2 separate regions of the Homo sapiens genome follow, and region 2 is linked to region 1. A link is an interaction called in ENCODE POLR2A ChIA-PET data of the cell type or tissue named here. Cell type or tissue: Panc1. All regions are shown on one strand.

Evidence for each region. ChIA-PET counts read pairs that join two places held together with the same protein. Peaks named below come from ENCODE experiments on the same cell type or tissue, not always from the same donor. Only the 100,000 strongest peaks of a DNase experiment are listed, where the experiment ranks them.
Region 2: POLR2A ChIA-PET joins it to region 1 with 5 read pairs; 2 of 35 experiments call an interaction of 5 or more read pairs at or near these places.

What each region holds. Positions count from the first base shown.
Region 1 is chr11:65,369,500-65,373,499 of GRCh38, forward strand. It overlaps a transcript of FRMD8 not described here. Among named protein-coding and RNA genes, the nearest start is that of SLC25A45, 11 kb to the right of the region's middle. In Panc1, no CTCF peak of the experiment used is centred here; a DNase peak (open chromatin) is centred at 1,822.
Region 2 is chr11:65,671,154-65,675,153 of GRCh38, forward strand. It overlaps RELA-DT (RELA divergent transcript), which reads left to right. Exons shown (of 4, transcript NR_183625.1): 4 at 270-565. Among named protein-coding and RNA genes, the nearest start is that of RELA-DT, 10 kb to the left of the region's middle. In Panc1, no CTCF peak of the experiment used is centred here; no DNase peak of the experiment used is centred here.

The DNA of each region.
Region 1 (4,000 bases):
AGGTGGATCACCTGAGGTCAGGAGTTTCAGACCATCCTGGCCAACATGGTGAAACCCTGTCTCTACTAAAAATACAAAAAATTAGCCAGGCTTGGTGGTGGGCACCTGTAATCCCAGCTATTGAGGAGGCTGAGACAGGAGAATTGCTTGAACCAGGGAGGTGGGTTACATGAGCCGAGATCAAGCCACTGCACTCCAGCCTGGGCGACGAGCAAAACTCTCAAAAATAAATAAATAAATAAATAAAATTAGGCTGGGCATAGTGGCTCATGCCTGTAATCCCAGCACTTTGGGAGGCCGAGGCGGGCGGATCACCTGAGGTCAGGAGTTTGAGACCAGCCTGACCAACATGGAGAAATCCCGTCTCTACTAAAAATACAAAATGAGCCGGGTATGGTGGCACATATCTGTAATCCCAGCTACTCGGGAGGTGAGACAGGAGAATCACTTGAACCCAGGAGGTGGAAGTTGCGGTGAGCCAAGATCACACCATTGCATTCCAGCCTGGGCAACGAGAGTAAAACTCTGTCTCCAAAAAAATAAATAAATAAATAAATAAAATATAAATAAAAATTAGCTGGGCAAGGTGGCACACACTTGTAATCCCAGCTACTTGGGAGGCTAAGGTGGGAGGATACTTGAGCCTGAGAGGTTGGGGCTGCAGTGGGCTTTGATCCTGCCACTGCACTACAGCCTGGGCAACAGAGCGAGACTGTCTCAAAAAACAAAAAAGAAGGGCATGTGCAAACGTCTTGTGGTGGGAGGGAGCCTGATGTGCTTACGGAACCAAGAGAAGGTGCACGCCTGCAAGCCTTGCAGGCTGCGGGAGGGAGCTTGCCCTGGTTCTGCAGAGGACTGGGAAGCCACTGAGGAGCAGGGAGACTTGGGGAGAATTGTACTGCCAAAAGTTAAAGTACCTGGGCCAGGCGCGGTGGCTCACGCCTGTAATCCCAGCACTTTGGGAGGCCGAGGCAGGCAGATCATGAGATCAGGAGTTCAAGACTAGCCTGGCCAAGATGGTGAAACCCCATCTCTACTAAAAATACAAAAAATTAGCCGGGTGTGATGGCGGGTGCCTGTAATCCCAGCTACTCGGGAGGCTGAGGCAGAGAATTGCTTAAACCCGGGAAGCAGACATCGCAGTGACCCGAGATCTTGCCACTGCACTCCAGCCTGGGCGATAGAGCAAGACTCTGTCTCAAAAAAAAAAAAAGTTAAAGTACATGTTCAGATCTGAGACAGGACCAGGGCTGTGCTGTTAGGATTGGTAAAGAGGGAGTCGAGGCCAGATGCAGTAGCTCATGCCTGTAACCCCAGCACTTTGGGAGGCTGAGACAGGAGGATCACTTGAGCCCAGGAATTCGAGACCAGCCTGGGCAGCATAGTGAGACCCCCATCTCTAAAAAATTGGGAAGGAGTAGAAATCTTTCAAAGGGTTAAGAGGAGTTAGAGACTCTTTTGGCATGGCGGGGGTGAAGAGGGAGAGCTCCTCTGAGGCATCGGCCTGGGCTGGGAGCTGAGGGCAGCAGGGCGGGCTGGGGAACTTGAGGTGCCTTTGGGACATCTAAGGATGTGTGACCAGAGACAGCAGTGTGGGCCTGGCACTCAGGAGCCTGAGCAGGCTGGAGACACCAGTTAAGTCACATTCACAGCATGGACCCCCTTGGCTCAGCTGTTTCCTGAGTCTGGTCAAAGTTATTTAAGCCAGAGTCATCTCGTGGTTGTGTCATTTCCCCCTTTCCCTGCGCATGTAGCTTTCCCCAGGCTGGAGTGTGGTGGGGAAAGCCACAGGGAGTGTCACTATACACATAAGTTAGTCTCCTGGAATTTCTTCAGCTGTGGTCATTGCTAAAAAAAGAAGTATGACGCTGGACAACAGGAGTCCAATGGGACTTTATTTAACATGTTTGCTCAAGTTATCAGCTCTTTGCAAGTGACTGACAGACACCACCTCCTTTGTAACCTCAAAGCAGGTTCACAGACTATCTCCTGGTTCTTAGGGATTTCTTCTGTCGAAAAGAGTTCTCAAAAATAACAGCAACCTGAGATACCATCTGTTAAATCCTTAAGCAATTTCGCATGCCTTATGAGACCCTGCTGATTAAAAACATCTAGTTTTGTTTTCTTTTTTTTGAGACGAAGTCTCGCTCTGTCATCCAGCCTGGAGTGCAATGGCGCGATTTTGGCTCACTGCAACCTCCGCCTCTCTGGTTCGGGTGATTCTCCTGCCTCAGCCTCCCAAGTAACTGTGACTACAGGTGCGTGCCACCATGCCCGGCTAATTTTTTGTATTTTTAGTAGAGACGGCGTTTCACTGTGTTAGCCAGGATGGTCTCGATCTCCTGACCTCGTGATCTGCCCACCTTGGCCTCCCAAAGTGCTGAGATTACAGGCATGAGCCACGAAGCCCGGCTAAATTTTGTGTTTTTTGAGATAGAGTCTCTCTCTGTCACCTAGTCTGGAGTGCAGTGGGGCAATCTCAGCTCACTTCAACCTCCACCACCTGGGTTCAAGAGATTCTCCTGCCTCAGCCTCCTTAGTAGTTGGGATTACAGGCATGTGCCACCACGCCTGGCTAATTTTTGTGTTTTTAGTAGAGATGGGGTTTCACCATATTGGCCAGGCTGGTCTCGAACTCCTGACTTCAGGTGATCTGCCCACCTTGGCATCCCAAAGTGCTAGGATTACAGATGAGAGCCACCATGCCTAGCCAACATCTAGATTTTTAGAATCTCTCTGGCCCCTTCCTGCCCCATCTTTGTCTTTCTGCCCTCCCCTCCAATAGTGGCATCTCCTCCTGGGGCCACTGTGCAGGAGTGAGTTATTTGCTCACTAATCACACCATACTAAACCCTAAACTCACTCCAGGACTGCTCTCCCAGCCCAGTGGGTAGCCTTTGCCATGGATTGGTGGAAGGAACTTGGGCCTGGAACTCCCTGGTCCCACCTGAGTCTGGCCACTCTCTCTGGCTGTAAAGGTGGAGTTTAGAGGACGGGCACTCCAGGCTCTTTAGGAGACTCCTCTAGATAGAACCAGAGAGGGAGAATGGGAGCCCATTTAACTAAAGCCAAAAAAAATAGATTTTTTTCATTTTACTCCCTTGCTGTTTTGTTGTTGTTGTTTTGAGTTTAGGAGCAGAGGTTTAATAGGCAAAGGGAAAAGGAGAACAGCTCTCTCTCAGACAGAGGGGCACCCAAATGGGAATTCCCGCTAACTGGTAATTTGATGAGAAATAGCAAACAACAGAGGACCACTCTGACCTGTCCTCCTGCCTACTTCCTGCACTGTTTATAGGAGCCCACCTCCTCCTCCTCATGCGTCCTGTTTGCTTCCTTCCAGCCACGGGCTGCCCAGTGGTGTTCTGACACCTGCTGTACCATCGCTGCAATGTCCAGCCTGGAATCCCTGGCGCTGCGGTGGTGCTGGATGGGCTCAGAGATGGTCCGATCAGAAGGGATCACAGAGGAAAGCTGGGGGTGGTGGCTCACGCCTGTTAATCTCAGCACTTTGGGAGGCTGAGGCGGGCGGATCACTTGAGGTCAGGAGTTCCAGACCAGGCTGGCCAACATGGCAAAACCCCGTCTCTACTAAAAGTACAAAAAAATTAGCCGGGCATGGTGGCATGCACCTGTAGTCCCAGGCAGGAGGATCACTTGAACCCAGGAAGCAGAAGTTGCAGTGAGCCGAGATCGTGCCACCGCACCCCAGCCTGGGTGACAGAGCAACACACCATCTCAAAAGAAAAAAAAAGGGATCACAGAGGAAACTGAGGCACAGGAAGGGCAGTGCCTGCCTCAAGGCACCTGGGAACCGGCCTCAGGTGGACCTTGTGTTTTCCATAGGAGGAGCAGAGACTGCTAGAAACTAGGAGTTCGAGTCTCTTCCACCATACACCTTTCTCAGCCCGAAAGGGCAGCACATTCCCACGATCAGGAGCCCCCAGAACACCGATTCTTAAACTTTAGCATGTGTAGAAATCCCTGGGAGAGCTTTTCACAA
Region 2 (4,000 bases), 300 kb after region 1:
AAAACTACTGAAAGCAGGAACTCAAATTGATATCTGTACACCAGTGTTCATAGCGGCATTATTCACAATAGCCAAAAGGCGGAAACAACCCAAATGTCCATTGACGCATGACCAGTGTGATAGTTAATTTCATGTGTCAACTTGACCAGCCCAGGGAATACCCGGATAGCTGGTAGAAAATTATTTCTGGGTATGTCTGTGAGAGTGTTTCTGGAAGAGGTTAGTATTTGAATCAGACTGAGTAAAAGGATCCACCCTATCCAACATAGGTGGCCATCATCGAATCCACTGAGGGCGCAAATAGAACAAAAAGGTGAAGAAAAGGTGAATTCTCTCCTTTCTTGAGCTGGGACATCCAACTTCTCAGACATCAGAGCTCCTGGAGGCCTTCAGACTCCGAGACATTACACCATTGGCTCACCTGGTCCTCAGGTCTTTGGACTTGGAATGAATTACACCATTGGCTTTCCAGGTCTTCCAGCTTGCAGATGGCAGATTGTGGGACTTTTCAGCCTCCATAACTTTGTCATCCAATTCCCATAATAAATCGCCTCTTATATCTGTATCTGTTTGGTTCTGTTCTGGAGATCCCGGATTAATGCAAATGGATTAAAAAAATGCGGCCGGGCACGGTGGCTCATGCCTGTAATCCCAGCACTTTGGGAGGCCGAGGCAGGTGGATCACTTGAGGCCAGGAGTTCAAGACCAGCCTGGCCAACATGGTGAAACCCCACGAAACCCTGTCTCTACTAAAAAAAAAATACAAAATTAGCTGGGTGTGGTGGCGCACGCCTGTAATCCCAGCTACTTGGAGGGCTGAGGCAGGAGGATTGCGCGAACCCAGGAGACAGAGGTTGTAGTGAGCTGAGATCACACCACTGCACTCCAGCTTGGGTGACAGAGTGAGACTCCATCTCAAAAACAAAACAAAACAAAACCCCAAAATGTGGTATATACATGCAAGGGAATATTATTCAGCCTTAAGGAAGGGAATTCTGATACATGCTGTATTGAGGAGCCTTGAAGGCAACATGCTGAGTCAAAGAATCCAGACACAAAAGGACAAATGTTATATGATTCTACTTATGTGAGATACCTACAATAGTCAAATTCATAGAGAAAGGAAGTAGAATACCCATTACAAGAAGCTGGAGAGAAGGGGAAATGGTGAGTTAATGCTTAACAAATGCAGAGTTTATGTTGGGGATGATGAAAAGATTCTGGAGCAGGATGGTGGTGATTGATGGTAGCACACAGTGTGAATGTACTAAGTGCCATTCAGTGGCACACTTATAAATGGGTAACATGGTAGATTTTATGTTATATATATTTAACCACAATTTAAAAAATCTCAATTCTTTCTCTGTTTTTTTATTTAATTTTAGAAATGGGGTCTTGCTCTGTTGCCCAGGCTGATCTTGAACTCCTTGGCTCTGGGCTCAACCAGTCCTCCCACCTCAGCCTCCCAAAGTGCTGGGATTACAGATATGAGCTACTGCACCCAGCCTCAGTTCTCAGTGACACCAACCCATTACTCATTTGCTTTATCTCACACTGTATACAAAACAGTTTCAGAATAATGATACCAACTCTACCTCCATAATGATTTCTTTTTTCTTTTTTTATTTTTCATAAAACTTATGACTCAACATAATAAGATTTCTGAAAATATATTTTTGTAGTTCTTGTCCTTAGGTTATAGCCCACTAGGGATGATAGTCAGATAACTTTGTTTTGAATCTCTTTGAATAGTTAATCTCCATAAAGTTATACCAGCAAATTGATACATAGTTTTATTTTCCCTTTTTAGGAATTGCTTTTTAAAGTTTTATTTTTCTTCATAATGATGTGAAATATTATATCGTTCCAAAGTCAAATCTATATAACAAGATATATTAAAAGAAGTCTTGTTTCTATCCCTGTCCTCTCCAACCTGCTGTCTCCCTTCCCCTATAGGTAACTAATTTTTTTTTTTTGAGATGGGATCTTGCTCTGTTGCCCAGACTGGGGCAATAGTGCAATCATAGCTCACTGTAGCCCCAAACTTCTGGGCTCAAGGGATCCTCACCCTTCAGTCTTCAGAGGAGACTGAGGAGACTGAGGCCTGAGACTACAGGCACTCACTATAACACCCCACTAATTTTTTTATTTTTATTTTTATTTATTTATTTATTTATTTATTTATTTATTTATTTATTTGAGATGGAGTCTCGCTCTGTCACCCAGGCTGGAGTGCAGTGGCGTGATCTCAGCTCACTGCAAGCTCCGCCTCCCAGGTTCACGCCATTCTCCTGCCTCAGCCTCCTGAGTAGCTGGGACTACAGGTGCCCGCCACCATGCCTGGCTAATTTTTTATTTTTTATTTTTTTTTATTTTTAGTAGAGATGGGGTTTCACCGTGTTAGCCAAGATGGTCTCAATCTCCTGACCTTATGATCCACCCACCTCAGCCTCCCAAAGTGCTGGGATTACAGGCATGAGCCACCACGCCCAGCTAACACCCCACTAATCTTTTAAAAAAATTTTAGTAGAGATGAGGTCTCGCTTTGTTGCCGAGGCTGGTCTCAGACTCCTGGGCCCAAGTAATACTTCCACCTCGGCCTCCTCCCAAAGAGCTGAGATTACAGGTGTGAGCCACCACACTGAGACTGATAACCACTTTTTTCTTTTTTTTCCTTTTTCTTTTCTTTTTCTTTTTTTTTTTTTTTGAGACAGAGTCTCGCTCTGTCGTCCAGGCTGGAGTGCAGTGGCGCAATCTTGGCTCACTGCAAGCTCCACCTCCTGGGTTCACGCCATTCTCCTGCCTCAGCCTCCTGAGTAGCTGGGACTACAGGTGTCCGCCACCATACCTGGCTAATTTTTTGTATTTCTAGTAGGGACGGGATTTCACCTTGTTAGCCAGGATGGTCTCGATCTCCTGAGCTTGTGATCTGCCTGCCTTGGCCTCCCAAAGTGCTGGGATTACAGGCGTGAGCCACCGCGCCCGGCCACTTTTTTCTGTTTCATCATGTGTTTTCTTCCTTCTCCTTCTTTTTTTTTTTTTTTTTTAAGATGAAGTCTCACTCTGTAGCCCAGGCAGGAGTGCAGTGGCATGATCTCGGCTCATTGCAACCTCTGCCTCCCAGGTTCAAGCAATAATCGCTCCTGCCTCAGCCTCCCAAGTAGCTGAGACTACAGGCGTGCACCACCATGCCCAGCTAATTTTTGTATTTTTAGTAGAGGCGGGGTTTCACCATGTTGACCAGGCTGGTCTTGAACTCCTGACTTCAGGTAATCTGCCCCTCTTGGCCTCCCAAAGTGCTGGGATTACAGGTGTGAGTCACCGCACTCGGCCTCTTCTTTCTTCTTAAAAAATATATTTTATATCCAGAGTTTCTTAGATAAATTGTAGTATGAGGATGTCTTTTGAGGAACAGAAATCCTGAGTTTTAATATGGTAAAATTATTCAATTTTAAATGAATTTTTGTGGGCTGCACCTGGCCCACAGTTTATTAATCCATTTGCATTGGTCCAGGGTCTCCAGAAAGAACCAAACAGATATAGATATATAAGAGGTGATTTATTATGGAAATTGGTTGACAAGGTTATGGAGGCTGAGAAGCCCCACAATCTGCCATCTGCAAAAAATTTTAAATGAATGCTTGAACCTGGGAGGCAGAGGTTGCAGTGAAAATTCTTCTATAAGAGTTCTCTAATCAAGATCAGAAAGACCGATCTTGATTGAATCTCCTAGACTTAAGTGATCCTCCTACCTTGGCCTCCCAAAGTGCTAGTATTACAGGTGTGAGCCACCACACCTGGCCAATTTCTTTAATATACATGAATATTTAGTATTTATAGGATTATTCCATTTTTCTTGAGTCAATGGAATATTACCATTCCGGCTGCTATAACAAAATACCTTAGATTAGGTAATTAACAAACAACAAATTTATTGCTTGCTTTCCAGAGGCTGGGAAGTCCAAGTCAAGGTGCCAGCAGGTTCAGTGTCTGGTGAGGG